2 separate regions of the Homo sapiens genome follow, and region 1 is linked to region 2. Evidence: chromatin contacts called from ENCODE Hi-C or POLR2A ChIA-PET data. All regions are on one chromosome and are shown on one strand. Each heading gives the region's core, a stretch centred on a gene start or an enhancer-like site at or near the end of the contact. The rest is flanking DNA. Distances are from core to core; before and after follow the strand shown.

Region 1 (6,946 bases), core at 1,793-4,292, 220 kb after region 2:
GCGCGACTGCCCGCTCCTCCCCGGGGCCGCGCGGAGGGCCGCGCGGAGGGGCGCGGGGCCCGGCCACAGCCCGCTCTTCCAGCTCTTCCTCTTCCTGCGCCGCGTCCCCAGGGCAGCGCAGGTCCCAGGGCCGCAGGGCGTCCAGAGCCTCGCCCCGCAGGCGCCGCGGCCCCTGGCACGCGCCGTCCGAGCGCACGCGCGCCCGCGCCAGCCACTCGAGTAGGGGCCGCGCCTGGCAGCCGCACCACAGCGGATTCCCCTGCAGCCGCAGCCGGCGCAGCTGGCCCGGGCCCTGCAGCGGGGGCAGGGTGTCTAGCTGGTTCCCGCGGAGGTCGAGGGTGTGCAGGCGCGGACAGTGTGCGAAGGCCCTGGGACCCAGGGCCTGCAGGGCCCCGCCGTCCAGCAGCAGCTCCCGCAGGCCGGGCAGCGCCAGCCCGTCCTCCTCGCCCGCGTAGGTGAGCGGGTTGTGGCCCAGCTCCAGACGGGCCAGGCCGCGGGCCTGGGACAAGACAGGCCCGGGCAGAGCCTGGAGCTCGTTGTGGTGTAGGCTGAGCCGTCTCAGGGCGGGCAGGCCAGCCAGGGCCTCGGGGGCCAGCACGCTGAGCGCGTTGTGCGACAGCCGCAGCCAGCGGACGCGCAGTAGCCCCTGGAAGGCCATGGCGGGCAGGTAAACCAGGGCGTTGTGGGCCAGGTTTAGCGTGGCCAGCGCACCCAGTGCCCCGAACGTCCCCGGCCGCAGCTCCTCCAGTGCGTTCCCCTCCAGCTCCAGCCGCCGCAACGAGCCCAGCCCGTCCAGCGCCTCCTGGGGCAGCTCACGCAGGTGGTTGGAGGCCAGGTTGAGCAGGAGCAGGCGGCCCAGGCCACGGAAGGCGCCCTCGGCCACCAGCTCCACCTCGCAGTGGCGCAGGTCCAGGTGTGTGAGGTGAGGCACGCCCTGGAAGGCGGCTGCGGGGATCACCTTCAGCAAATTGCCCTGCAGGTCCAGCCGCTGGGTCAGCTGGGGACAGCGAGGAGAAAGTGGGGCTGAGCCAGGCAGGGACCCCGCCTTTGCAAGTGCTGCTTCTTCCCCGGAACACTCTTTTCTCCTGTCACCTTTCCCATATTTCTCTTCATCCGACCCCTGACACCTCCTCCAGGAAGCCTTCCTCTCCAGTGCCCTGGGCATCACCCACTGTGGCATTTTTCACACTGTGCTGTCCCTGCCTCCTCGCTCTCTCTCCTCCACTAGCTGATGACTCTGCAGAGCAGAGACCACACCTCACCCTGCCACAGCCCGCCTCTCCACCACAGGGTCTGCAGTGAATTCAGTATCGATCTATGGGTCACCTACTTATTCCATTCACACAGTAAGGATTTTAAATAGATCATCTCCCTGTTACTGGTTTTTATTATTCCCATTTTACAGAAGTGTAAACTGAGGCTCAAAGAGAAGTAATTTGCCAAGGTCTCCCGGGCAGGCGGTGGCAGATCAACTGGTGCCCAGCCCAGGCTCCTCCCTCTGGGTCCCCACCTTGCCCCACTGCCACTCTGTGCCTGTGCTCCTGCCCTGCTGACCTCAGGGATGGCGTCTGGCACCTCAGTGAGGTTCTGGTACCGGCAGGCAACGTGTCGCCTGGAGTTGTCACAGATGCAGGCCTGTGGGCAGCGCTGGGCGGCGGCCTGCCTAGCCGGGGCCAGCAGCAGAAGTACAAGAAGCGGCAGCACCAAGGGGACATGGGTGGAGCTCCGGGGCCTGGGACGGGGAGGGAGAGTCTGTTGTGCACAAGGGCCGAGGCCACATGCTGTCCCTCACTTAGTCCCAGCCATGGTGCAGCTCCTGCCCCAAAAACCCCTCAGAGCCTCCTCCTTTGGGCCCAGGAAAGTGCCAATCACCCTGAGCCTCCCTGCCCCCCACCCCCCACGCAGTGGAGGTCCTATGATTAGTCCTGTTTTACATGGGAGGAAACCGAGGCTCAGAAAAGTGACCTGGTTAGTCCCTTTGCCTCTGCCCAATGGCTCAGTGAGGACTTGCTGACTGTGAGAATGACTCCAGTTCAGAGCATGTTCTCAGGCTGTGGTGAGGCTCTGGTCCAGGGTAGGCTCGGAAGCAGCCTGTCCTCAGACTGATATGATGCCAGCTCCCAGGTGGCAGGAGCATAATGGTACCCCCCAGAAAGGAGGGAGGCATCCAGTCCGGGTCCTTGAGTCTTTTTTTGTTTGTTTGTTTAAATAGAGACAAGCCTTGCTCTGTTGCCCAGGCTGGAGTCTGGAGTGCAGTGGAATGACTATGGCTTACTGCAGCCTTCACCTCCTGGGCTAAAGTGATCCTCTCACCTCAGCCTCTTGAGTAGCTGGGACTACAGGCACACACCACCACGCCTGGCTAATTTTTTAATTACTTCTGGTAGAGACAGGGTCTCGCTATGTTGCCCGGGCTGGTCTTGAACTCCTGGCCTCAAGTGATTGTCCCACCTTGGCCTCCCAAAGCGCTAGGATGATAGATCACCTCCCCTGCCCAGCTGGCCCCTCTGTTCTCAGCCTGTGTCAGGCATGGCCTCTCCCCCATCGCTGGGCTGTTCCCCGGCCCCCAGGAGCCTCCCCCTCGCTGCTCACTGGACTATCGTCTGTTTTGGAGTCTCCTTTGGGTCCCAGGCTCCAGCCCCTGCGTTGGAGTTGGTGGCTTCTCCAGAGCCTGTGGTGAAGGCTGTGCCTCAGGGCAGGCCAGGGAGGGGACCCATGGGGACAGATCGCTGAAGCGACAAGCATTCATAATGCAGGGACCACTGCTGGGCTCTCAGACAAGCCCCAGAGGACCAGTTCCTGGCAGTGGCCACATTGCCACGTGTCTCAGAGCCCACCTTGGGAGACCCCCTTCCTGGAGAACCCCAGGAAGTCCCCAGAGCCCCTGCCCGCCAGCCTCTGAGAGGCCCAGAGGGGGCAGAGACTTACCTGAGGCCACTGAGCTGCTCTGAATCCCCCCTTGCACCATCGGGCCCAAAGACTCACCCCTCCATGCCGCCTGGAACTGCTGGTCCAGCCTGGAGGCGCAGCGCAGGGACAGGCTGTCCCCGCCTGGCAGGAGCCCCCCTCCACGGCCCGCAGGCCTGGCAGCTGGGACAGGGCTGAATGGGAGGCATTGTCGGCAGACCAGGCAAGCCAGGCTTCCCCAGGCTGAGGTGAAGAAGGGGCGGGCGGCGGGCGGGAGCAGCGGCTGGAGTTACAGGGCCTCCTGCCTGCCCCAGCCGAGGACTGAGGCCCCGGCCTGAATCCTTGGGCCAGCCCGACAGGGAGGGGGCACCAGCAGCTGGCCCGGGAGTCAGCAGTCCTGGGCTCCCTCCTGCCATGTGGGCTGCCCTCCCAGAGGCTGCTTCCTAGTCTCTGAAAAACACATCCCATTAATAAGTAGCTCTGAGGTCACAGTGGGGGTTCAGGCCCGCACCTGGCACACAGTGGGTGCTTCAGAACAGGTGACCCTTTCCTTCCGTTTGTGCTTACACATTGACATAAATAGTTTAATACTGGACACACAGGATTCTAGACACTCATTTTTTTCACTTAACCTCAGATTACTGGGAGTTATCCAAATTGACTCTTCCGAATCTCATTATTCTGTGGTATATAGTATTCCATTGTGTAAATGTATCACATTGACTTAGCCATTCATCTTGGACATTGGCTACCTCCAATTTTTTGCTATTTACAAACAATATTGCAAAGAATATCCAAATACGCATCTTCCCAAGCTCGTGTTTGTTTTTTAAATAATACATCCAGACCATGGCCAATGTTCATGTATCTTGATTTTTCAGATTCCTGCTTCTGATGGAATTGCATCTTCTACTGTTTGTTCCTTTAATTGGAAACAGGGGTCAGGCACAGTGGCTCATGCCTGTAATCCCAGCACTTTGGGAGGCTGAGGTGGGAGGATCACTTGAGCCCAGGAGTTTGAGACCAGCCTGGGCAACACAGACTCTGTCTCAAGAGAAAAAAAAAAGGCCGGGCGCGGTGGCTCACGCCTGTAATCCCAGCACTTTGGGAGGCGGAGGCGGGTGGATCACGAGGTCGAGATCAAGACCATCCTGGCTAACACAGTGAAACCCTATCTCTACTAAAAGTACAAAAAATTAGCCGGGTGTGGTGGCAGGCGCCTGTAGTCCCAGCTACTTGGGAGGCTGAGGCAGGCAAATGGCATGAACGCGAGAGCCGAGATGGCGCCACTGCACTCTAGCCTGGGCAACAGAGTGAAACTGTCTCAAAAAAGAAAAAAAATATATACATATATATATATATATATATATATATATATATATATATATATATATATATGTATGTGTGTGTGTATACACTTATGTGTGTATATATTTATATATAATAAAAATATAAATGTATATGTTTATATATATTTATATATGTTAAACAATGAACATCTGTGTGTACTTTTCCTAGACTGCAGGAGTTTTTTGTTTTTTGAGACAGAGTCTCACTTTATCGCCCAGGCTGGAGCTCACTGCAACCTCCACCTCCCTGGTTCATGCGATTCTCCTGCCTCAGCTTCCCAAGTAGCTGGGATGACAGATGTGTACCACCACATCTGGTTAATTTTTGCATTTTTAGTAGAGACGGGGTTTCGCCATGTTGGCCAGGCCGGTCCCGAACTCCTGACCTCAAGTGATCTGCCCGCCTTGATCTCCCAAAGTGCTGGGATTACAGGCATGAGTCACCACGCCCAGCCCTGCAGTAACATTTTAAAAAAAGAAATAGTGCCATGCCACACAGCCATCTGCTTTGTGCTTTTTTTGCTTGGCAAATTCCAATCAATGGAACTTCAGTGTGCTCTTTCGTCCTTTTTTTGAGACAGGGTCTCACTGTTGCCCAGGTGTGAGTGAAGTGTGATCATGGCTCACTGCGGCCTTGACATACCAGCCTCCCAAGCAGCTGGGACCTCCAGATATGCACCGCCACCTCCAGCTGGTTTTAAAATTTGTTGTAGAGTTGGGGTCTTGCTATGTTGTCCAGGCTGGTCTTGAACTCCGGGGCACAAGTGATCCTCCCACCTCGGCCTCCCAAAGCGTTAGGATTACAGGCATGAGCCACTGCACCTGGCTGTGTCTGGCGTTTTCCACTCAATATTATGTTAGTGAGAATCATCTTTTTATTTTTTTTTTGAGACGGAGTCTAGCTCTCGTTGCCCAGGCTAGAGTACAGTGGCGTGATCTCAGCTCACTGCAACCTCCGCCTCCCAGGTTCAAGGAATTCTGCTTCAGCTTCCCGAGTAGCTGGGATTACAGGCACCCGCCACCACACCCAGCTAATTTTTGTATTTTTAGTAGAGACGGGTCTCACCATATTGGCCAGGCAGGTCACAAACTCCTGACCTCAAGTGATCCGCCCGCCTCAACCTCCCAAAGTCCTAGGATTTACAGGTGTGAGCCCGCACCCGGCTTCATCTATTTTAATTTTTTTTTTAAATTCAGCATTCCAGCCTTCCATTCTATAAATATATGACAACAGTGGCATGGGGCAGGGGCGGGAGGCAGTCTGCCCACAATGCAGGCAGTAAGCGGGTGTGCTGTCAGTGGAGAAGTGAGACACAATGGAACTGACTTAAAGTTGGTCTCTGCTTTTTATTATCATGTGCTGACAAGTCTAAACAATGTCAATGCTAAAATATTTCTTCTTGGGCAGACCATTCCTACCTTCTCGGTACCACACCGTACCACAAGTAGCTTACCCATTCCTCTAGTGATAGACATTTGGGTTGTTTCCAGCATGGGTTTATTAGAAAGAGCACTGTAGCCGGGCATGGTGGTTCATGCCTGTTAAGTGAGCTGAGGCGGGAGGATCACTTGAGCCCAATAATTCAAGACCAGCCTGGACAACACAATGAGACCCTGTCTTTACAAAAAAAAGCTGAACGTGGTGGCTTGTGACATGGTCCCAGCTACTTGGGAGGCTGAGGCACGAAGACTAAGTGAGCCCAGGAGGTCGAGGCTGCAGTGAGCTGTGATCACACCACTGCACCCCAGCCTGGGTGACATGGCAAGACCCTGTCTCAAAAAAAAAAAAAAAAAAAAAAAAGGTTGTACCAATTTACACATCTGCCAGCCACTCCAGTTGCCCCAAATCCTCACCAAACTTGGTACTGTATTTTGTATTTTAGCCATTCTAGTGAGGGCATAAGAGTGTCACACTGTGATTATGTTTCTCTGGGAGGATCACCTGAGCCCGGGGGGTAGAGGCTGCAGTGAGCCGAGATAGAAGCTGGGCAACATGAGACCCTGTTTGAAAAAAATTAAAGTTATCCCCCCCACCCATATATATATACAGAGAGAGTTTAGGCAATTATTTTCTCCCTGTCTGTAAGTTGCCTTTGTACTCCTTAATGAGTATTTTGATAAACAGAAACCTGTTCTCACTGCTACATCATTTCCATTGTGTGAACATCCCACGATAATGGCAAAGGAGGTTAAATACAGCTTAATTTATTCATCTTTTCCTCACTCCTAAGGCCTTGAAGATACTCACTTACACTATCTCCTACAAGCTCTCTCTCTCTTTTTTGAGACAGGGTCTCGCTGTCAGTCATGCTGGAGTGCAGTGGCACGATCACGGCTTGCTGCAGCATCCACTTCTTGGGCTCAGGTGATCCTCCCACCTCAGGTTCCCAAGTAGCTGAGACTACAGGCATGCATCACCACACCCAGCTCATTTTTGTATTTTTAGTAGAGACAGGGTTTTGCCATGTTGGCCAGGCCAGTCTTGAATTCCTGGGCTCAAGTGATCTGCCCGCCTCGTCCTCCCAAAGTGCTAGGATTACTACAGGCGTGAGCCACCACACCCGGGTGAAGCTCTATAGTTTTGCTTAATTTTTAAAACATTAACTGAGGTAAAATATATTAATACATGAAATCTATCATTTTAACCATTTTTATGTGTACAATTCAGTGCATTAAGTACATTCACAATG
Region 2 (7,764 bases), core at 956-3,455:
GTCAGGGTCAGGCTTCTCTTGGTCCACACTGAGCATTTTACCATCATCTGGGAAGAGCACCAAGAGCCATCAGGACACTGGATCTTTTAAAAACATGTGAGGCGAGCCAGGTGTGGTGGCTCACACCTGTAATCCCAGCACTTTGGGAGGCCAAAGCAGGTGGATCACGAGGTCAGGAGTTCAAGACCAGCCTGACCAATATGGTGAAACCCCGTCTCTACTAAAAATACAAAAATTAGCAGGGCGCTGTGGCAGGTGCCTGTAATCCCAGCTACTCGGGAGGCTGAGGTAGGAGAATTGCTCGAACCTGGGCGGCAGAGGTTGCAGTGAGCCAAAACCACGCCACTGCACTCCAGCCTGGGTGAACTGAGTAAGACACTGTCTCAAAAAAAAAAAAAAAAAAAGTGAGGCAAGAGAGACCGTCTCTAAAAAAAGAAAGAAAGAAAGAAAAGAAAAGAAAGGAAAAACAACAGACTGGGCATGTGGCTCACGCCTGTAATTCCAGAATTTGGGGAGGCTGAGGCAGGAGGATTGCTTGAGCCCAGGAGTTTGAGACCAGCCTGGGCAACACGGCAAAACCCCGCCTCTATTCAAAAAAACAAAACCAAAAACCTGTTAGGGAGCAAATCTCCAAGTGCAGGGCAGGACCTGGAGATCCTGGGCTCTCGCCCGCGGAAGGGCCGGGGGTAGGACAGGGCCCTGGGCTGGCTGGCTCCTGGCATCTTCCAGGGCCTGCTTCTGTGGTGACACCTGGCCCCAGGAGGGGAGCCTGCTCTTTTATTGGCTTCACCAGGCCGAGCATGCTGTCTTCATCTCGGCAGCATCCGCCGGCAAAGGGCTGGCGCCGAAGCCTCAGAATATTCGATGGAAGAAGAATGAAAGGAGAGTGACTGGGTCTGTCCCACATTGTGCATTACAGCACATTTTCTAGGTTTGTGTGTGCATTTCCCTCAGGGGCAAGGGGGCCCAGAGACGGGGCTCTTCATTTGATGAGCTCAATGAGTGCCAGGCACTTACGTGTCATTTAAAATTGCCGTTTCCATTATACCGGGAAACTGAGGCTCAGAGAGGTGACTTGATGAGGTCGCACAGATGGTGGGTGGACGCGCTGCCTCAAGCAGTGTCCTGTATACTCTGTCCCTGTGCCTTCGAACCCCTACCCAGTATAAAGGGATTGCGGTGGGGAGAGGCTCCTCAGTCTGTGATAGAAGCAATGAAGGACTCAACCGTCCTGCCCCGCCCCGCCCGGCCTCCTGCTTCTCCCGGTTTCCCTGCCGCAGGCCCCGCTCAACCCCCGCTCTGCCTGCGTCCCGGCCCTCCTTTGCCGCGCCCAGCTCCGAAATGCTGCGGCGGGGGCTCGGCGGGGGCTGGGCGGGGGCCGCAGGGCCACAAGCTCCCCCGCCCCCAGCACCCACTTATGTCCCCTCTGCTCTCCAAACGGGTCCCAGGGCCACACCTGTCTCCTGATCACGACCTGGCCGGAGCCGGGACATGGGCGCCATTTCCGCAGCCCAGCTCGGGTCGCGTCGGTTTTGAAATCAGATAGTCTTTTCTCCCGACTCCAAGGGCGTCTGCCCCGCCCAGGGCTGGGCCGGAGGGGGAGGGGGCGGACACCCCGGGGGCGCGCGCCGCTGGGGGAAGGAGGGGCCCCGAACTTGGAAAAAAGGGAACTCGCACGGAAAAATCAAATCCAAGTGGTCTGCGTTCACCCCTGCTTGGGAGACACAAAGGAAGGGCGCGCGGGGCGGCGGAGGCGCGGGGCTCCGGAGCTGGCTACGCCCGCGGCTCCCGCGCCCGGGCCGCTTCCGCAGAGGACGACAATCCGGGCCGCCTGGGCTGGCTTCGGCCACACCCAGAGGCCGCACCTGGGCCGGCGCCCTCTCTCGGCGCAGCCTCGCGCGCCCGGTCCCCGCCGCGCTCGCGTCCCGGGGGGCGAGTGGGTCCAGATCCCACGAACCCCAGCCGGGACCCGCCCTCCCAAGCTCCGGGGCCAAGGTGGGCCACCTCTCTCTCGGGCTCTTCTCTTTCTGATCTTTTTTATGGCCTAAACTCGAGATCTCCCCACCCTAGTGCCCCCACCCTGCCACCCAACCCAAGGACTGAGTCTGGAGGTCGACCCTGAACCTTCCCTGATCCTCTACGACGTTCCGCGGCCGCAGTCCTCCCGGGCCCCAGGGCTGCAGGTCACGTGCCCGCGGTGGGGGCAGGGAGGGACGCGCAGCGGAGTCTCCGGGCTGCACGTGCAAGGCCTCGGGGAGGGTGGAGCTCTGGCTTCCCGAGCTGCGCTCGCTCCCGGCTTCCGCCGAGGTGCCCGGGGCGCCGGCCTGGAGCAGGCGGGGGTCTGGGTGCCTGGGCTGCGGTCGGGAGCGCCTCCGAAGAAGCACTCGGTGCCTGCCCCGCTGGGAGCGCAAGCATTGTTACCTATCAGCGCCGCACTTAACAGTTGTTAATAGCAGTAAGCCCTCACTAAATTGTCACTGCTGGCAGACCGCAGTAACTCGGTCTGACCTCAAGCACCCGATAAAAGAGTTCTTGTCCGTAAAGTCAGTTACGTAGGAGTTGGTAATCTCGGGTTTTCATTATGGAGAATTTTGAACATAAACAAAAGTCAGGATGGTAAAGTGAGCTCCTGGCGAGCATCCCCCCACACAGAACGAGCAACTCCTGATCCTGTTTTTTTTTTCTTTCCCCAGCCCCTACCCACTGTTCCTCCCTATTATTGTGAAACAAATCCCTGACATCGTGTCATATTTCAGCATATGCCCCCTGAAACAATGGATGAAAGGCCCATTGTTTGTTTAGAAAACTTTTAAAAGTCGGGTAGATAAAAATGTTAGAGTGGAGATAAAAATGTTCCTAGGTGATGATAAAGAGAATTAAAAAGCGGTTAAAGGAGTGAAAAGACTTAAGTGATATCTGTAAGCCGTGCCCATGCTTTCTGGGACATCAGGTGGCCCACGTAAGACCTTGAGCTGGGTGGAGGCAGTGGCGCTGATGAGAAGAGGCTGATTCAGGGAACTAATTGGAGGTGGAAGTGACCAGATTGGCTGATGGATTGTAGTGGGGACTTGAGGAAAAGAGAGCTTCAAGGATGAGACGCTGGCTTGGTTGAAGGGGTTCTTAACTGTAATGGGCAAGGAGCAGATATGAGAGAATGGAGAGATCAAAATAGGGTTTGGCCATGTTACATCTGAGCTGCCTTTTATTTTATTTTTGATACAGGGTCTCTATCAGTCTTCCAGACTTATTGCAGCCTCCACCTTCAGGGCTCAAGTGATCCTCCCATCTCAGCCTCTTGAGTAGCTGGAACTACAGGCATGTGCCACCATGCCTGGCTAATTTGTTTTTTAGTAGAGACAGGGTTTCACCATCTTGGCCAGGCTGGTCTTGAACTTCTGACATTGTGATCTACCCGCCTCGGCCTCCCAAAGTGCCGGGATTACAGGCGTGAGCCACTGCACCCAGCTTAATTTTTGTATTTTTAATAGAGATGGGGTTTCACCATGTTGGCCACGCTGGTCTTGAACTCCTGACCTCGTGATCCATCCGCCTCCGCCTCCCAAAGTGCTGGGATTACAGGCGTGAGCCACCGTGCCCGGCCTATTTATTTATTTTTTGAGACGGAGTCTTGCTCTGTCACCCAGGCTTGAGTGCAGTGGCACGATCTCGGCCCACTGCAACCTCAGCCTCCCAAGTAGCTGGGATTACAGGGTCGTGCCACCACACCCGGCTGATTTTTGTGTTTTTAGTAGAGATGGGGTTTCACCATGTTGGCCAGGCTGGTCTTGAACTCCCGACCTCAGATGATCCACCCGCCTCAGCCTCCCAAAGTGCTGGGATTACAGGTGTGAGCCACTGCGCCTGGCCCTGAGCTGCCTTTTTAATATCAAAGTGGAGAAGTCACACAAAGCAAGTGACAAAGTAAGTTCTCAGAGAAGAGAGCAGGGCTGGAGATAAAAATCCAGGAGTGAAGAGGAGTGAGGAGTGTGTTCAAAATCATGGGACTGGAGTTGGTAGAGATAGTGACTAATGAGACTAGAGAGAAACCGGGGGGCTGTGGTCTCCCAGAAGCCAAGGAAGAATGTGTCCCAAAAAAGAGAGACCTGGCCGGGTGCAGTGGCTCATGCCTGTAATCCCAGCACTTTGGGAGGCTGAGGTAGGTGGATCACCTGAGGTCAGGAGTTCGAGACCAGCCTGACCAACGTGGAGAAACCTCGTCTCTACTAAAAATACAAAATTAGCTGGGCGTGGTGGTGCATGCCTGTAATCCCAGCTACTTGGGAGGCTAAGGCAGGAGAATCGCTTGAACCCAGGAGGCAGAGGTTGCGGTGAGCTGAGATGGCGCCATTGCACTCCAGCCTGGGCAACAAGAGCGAAACTCCGTCTCAAAAATAAAAATAAAGAAAGAAAGAGAGATCCACAGTGTGAAATGCCAGCAAGAGGTCAGGTAGAAGGACAAAAGAGTGACCACTGGATTTAGTAACATGGACTCCCTTGGTGACCTTGGCAAGGGCAGTGTCAAAGGATTGACAGAGCTGAAAGCCAAACCACAGAGAATGGGTGAGGGAGTCATAGATTAATCTTTGAAGAAATTTTGATGTGAAGGGCATGAGGTCAAGATACATTTAGAAAACAAAACCCAAAAGAAAACCACCTTTTGGTACAGAAAATTTATTTAATTATTTTTATTTCTTTTTTTGAGATGGAGTCTTGCTCTGTCGCCCTGGCTGGAATGCAGTGGCACGATCTCAGCTCACTGCAACCTTCACCTCCCGGATTTAAGCAGTTCTCCTGCCTCAGCCTCCCGAGTAGCTGGGACTACAGGTGCCTGCCATCACGCTGGGCTAATTTTTGTATTTTTTAGTAAAGACAGGATTTCACCATGTTGGCCAGGCTGGTCTTGAACTCCTGACCTCAAGTGATCCACCCGCCTTGACCTCCCAAAGTGCTGGGATTACAAGCGTGAGCCACTGCACCCGGCCAGTACAGAAAAATTAAAACTCACACAAAAAGGAGCAAATAATATTATGTACCCATACCTATCATCCAGCTTCAGTGATTATCAACATATAGCCAATCTTGTTTTGTCTTTGTCTGCCTTGCTATTTTAAAGCAAAACTCAGAATTCATTCTATTTCTATCAAAAATATTACTAGACTTCAGAATGTATCTCTAGGAGATTAGGATTCAATCTTTAATAATAGTCAAGGACTTTTCTTTAACATATCTATAATACAATTATCACACCTAAAAATAATTAACAGTAATTCCTTAATATCATCTAATATCCAGTCACCAGTGTTCACATTTTCCTGATTGTCTCATAAATGATTTTTTTTTATAATTGGGTTGTTATAATCACCATCCAAATAGGTCCATGTATTGTATTTGGCTGATATGTCTCTTAAGCCCCTTTTAACCCATAGCATTTCCTCTTCCTCCTTTAAACAAAATGTAGTCCTAGCACTTTGGGAGGCCAAGGCGGGTGGATCATGATGTCAGGGGATCAAGACCAGCCTGGCCAATGTGGTGAAACCCTGTCTCTACTAAAAAGACAAAAATTACCTGGGCATGGTGGCACGTGCCTGCAGTCCCAGCTGCTTGGGAGGCTGAGGCAGGAAAATCACTTGAACCAGGAGGCAGAGGTTGCAGTGAGCTGAGATCATGCCGCTGCACTCCAGCCTAGGCAACAGAGCGAGACTCCGTCTCAAAAAAAAAAAAAAAAAAAGAAAGAAACCAGATCATGGCTGGGCACGGTGGCTGGCCAGACGCAGTGGCTCACGCCTGTAATCCCAATACTTTGGGAGGCCAAGGCGGGCAGATCGCTTGAGGTCAGGAGTTCGAGACCAGACTGGCCAACATGGTGAAACCCCGTCTCTACTAAAAATACAAAAATTAACTGGACATGGTGCCAGGCGCCTGAAAACCCAGCTACTTGAAAGGCTGAGGCAGAAGAATCGCTTGAACCCGGGAGGTGGAGATTGCAGTGAGCAGTGATCGCACCACTGCACCCCAGCCTGGGTGACAGAGCGAGACTCCGCCTCAAAAAATAGAAAAACAGAAAACAGATCATTTGTCCTTGAGAATTTCTCACATTCTGGGTTTGCACTGTCATGAGGATGCCATTGGCAGTAAGTCTGGTTGTCTCTGTGACTGGCCAGCGGATTCAGGAGTTGTCTGCCTCATCCGTCCATTGTCAGTCTCTCATCAGCCTTTCACGGTCACCCCATCAGCATTACGACCCCAATCAAAGTACTCTGGAAAGACAATGATGGAGAGAAATCCTCCCAAGGGGCAGAACTTGGAGCAGAATATTTAATTGTCCATATGGTTAGGACTTGGAGATGGCCTGAAATTGGACTAATGGTCAGTGGCTAACACACCTGAAAGAACAGGACTGGAAGATAGGCAACAGGAAATCTGGGGAAAAGGTACATGTGGATGGACCTCTCAGAACAGACACAGTGAACAGTGTTCCATGTGAATAGTCTCCAAGGGACATTTACTGCAGAAGAGGCTCTCAGTAATCAAGTGGACAAAGCGACGTATTCCGTGGATGTCACTCAACCTCTTTCCCCAGCCAACCTGGTGCTTGTTTGGTGGATCTATGGGACAGAGGTGTGGGCTAGACAGGGACCAAACAAGACCATCCCCTTATCAAGACTGACCTGGTTACTACTATTTTTTTTTTTTTAAGACAGAGATTCGCTCTTGTTGCCCAAGCTGGAGTGCAATGGCACGATCTCGGCTCACTATAACCTTCGCCTCCCAGGTTCAAGCAATTCTGCCTCAGCCTCCCGAGTAGCTGGGGTTACAGGCATACACCACCACACCTGGCTAATTTTTTGTATTTTTAGTAGAGATGTGGTTTCACCATGTTGGCCAGGCTGGTCTCGAACTCCTGACCTCAGGTGATCTGCTCTCCTCACCCTCCCAAAGTGCTGGGATTACAGGTGTGAGCCACCACGTCCGGCTGGTTACTACTATTCCTGAGTGTTTAACCCTCCAACAGCAGAGACCAAGACTGAATCCTCCTCTCCCCTCAACATGCCGCCATACCCCAGAGGGACCAGCCAGCCACCTGCTGGACATTGATTACACTGGAATCATAAACCTTCCATCATGGAGGAGACAGCAGTTTGCTTTCACTAGAATAAATGTGTTGTGGATAGGATCGGCCTTCCCTGTCTATTGCTTCTGCCAGTGCCACTGTCCATAGACTTTCAGAATGCCTTACACACTTTCAAGGTAATCCATACAACAGTGCTTCTGATCAAAAAAATAATTTCTGGCCGGGCGCAGTGGTTTACGCCTGTAATCCCAGCATCTTGGGAGGCCGAGGCAGGTGGATCACTTGAGGTCAGGAGTTTGAGATCAGCCTGGCCAACGTGGTGAAACTTTGTCTCTACTAAAAATACAAAATTAGTCAGGCATGGTGGCGGGCGTGCCAGTAATCCCAGTTACTCAAGAGGCTGAGGCAGGAGGATCACTTGAATCCAGGAGGCGGCGGTTACAGTGAGTGAAGATCGCATCACTGCACTCCAGCCTGGGCGACAGAGCAAGACTCCATCTCAAAAACAAAACAAAAAATTTCCTAGATTGGGGACGGTAGCTTATTCCTGTAATCCCGGCAATATGGGAGGCCAAGGCAGGAGGATCACTTGAGCCCAGGCGTTCAAGAACAGCCTGAACAACATAGAGAGATGCCATCTCTACAAAAAAAAATTAAAATTAGCTAGGCGTGGTGGCCTGGCTACTAGGGAG

Evidence for each region. A loop is a pair of places that touch in the nucleus more often than their neighbours do. ChIA-PET counts read pairs that join two places held with the same protein, here RNA polymerase II (POLR2A). Pooled maps may share reads with other maps.
Region 1: a map with no recorded cell type shows a loop between it and region 2 (3-fold over the local background). The contact joins the promoter of CHADL here to the enhancer-like site in region 2. A Hi-C loop is called at or near these places in 2 of 37 single-sample maps with no recorded cell type and 6 of 50 pooled maps. POLR2A ChIA-PET finds 5 or more read pairs at or near these places in 11 of 52 experiments (BJ, CD4-positive, alpha-beta T cell, CD4-positive, alpha-beta memory T cell and 7 more).

What each region holds. Positions count from the first base shown.
Region 1 is chr22:41,237,889-41,244,834 of GRCh38, forward strand. It overlaps CHADL (chondroadherin like), which reads right to left and starts at 3,043. Exons shown (of 6, transcript NM_138481.2): 1 at 2,986-3,043; 2 at 1,555-1,732; 3 at 1-997. The coding sequence starts at 2,993. RANGAP1 (Ran GTPase activating protein 1) reads right to left here. Exons shown (of 16, transcript NM_002883.4): 16 at 6,891-6,946. RefSeq lists enhancers at 1-19, 20-608, 609-1,196, 2,646-3,146, 3,147-3,647 and a silencer at 1-333.
Region 2 is chr22:41,020,451-41,028,214 of GRCh38, forward strand. No RefSeq gene overlaps it. Among named protein-coding and RNA genes, the nearest start is that of SNORD140, 49 kb to the right of the region's middle. RefSeq lists enhancers at 191-768, 1,923-2,499 and a silencer at 1,264-2,493. Within about 2 kb of position 2,206, at least 39 of the 41 ENCODE cell types and tissues checked have a DNase peak (open chromatin) inside an H3K27ac peak, as active enhancers do; they include CD4-positive, alpha-beta T cell, where a contact is called at or near this core.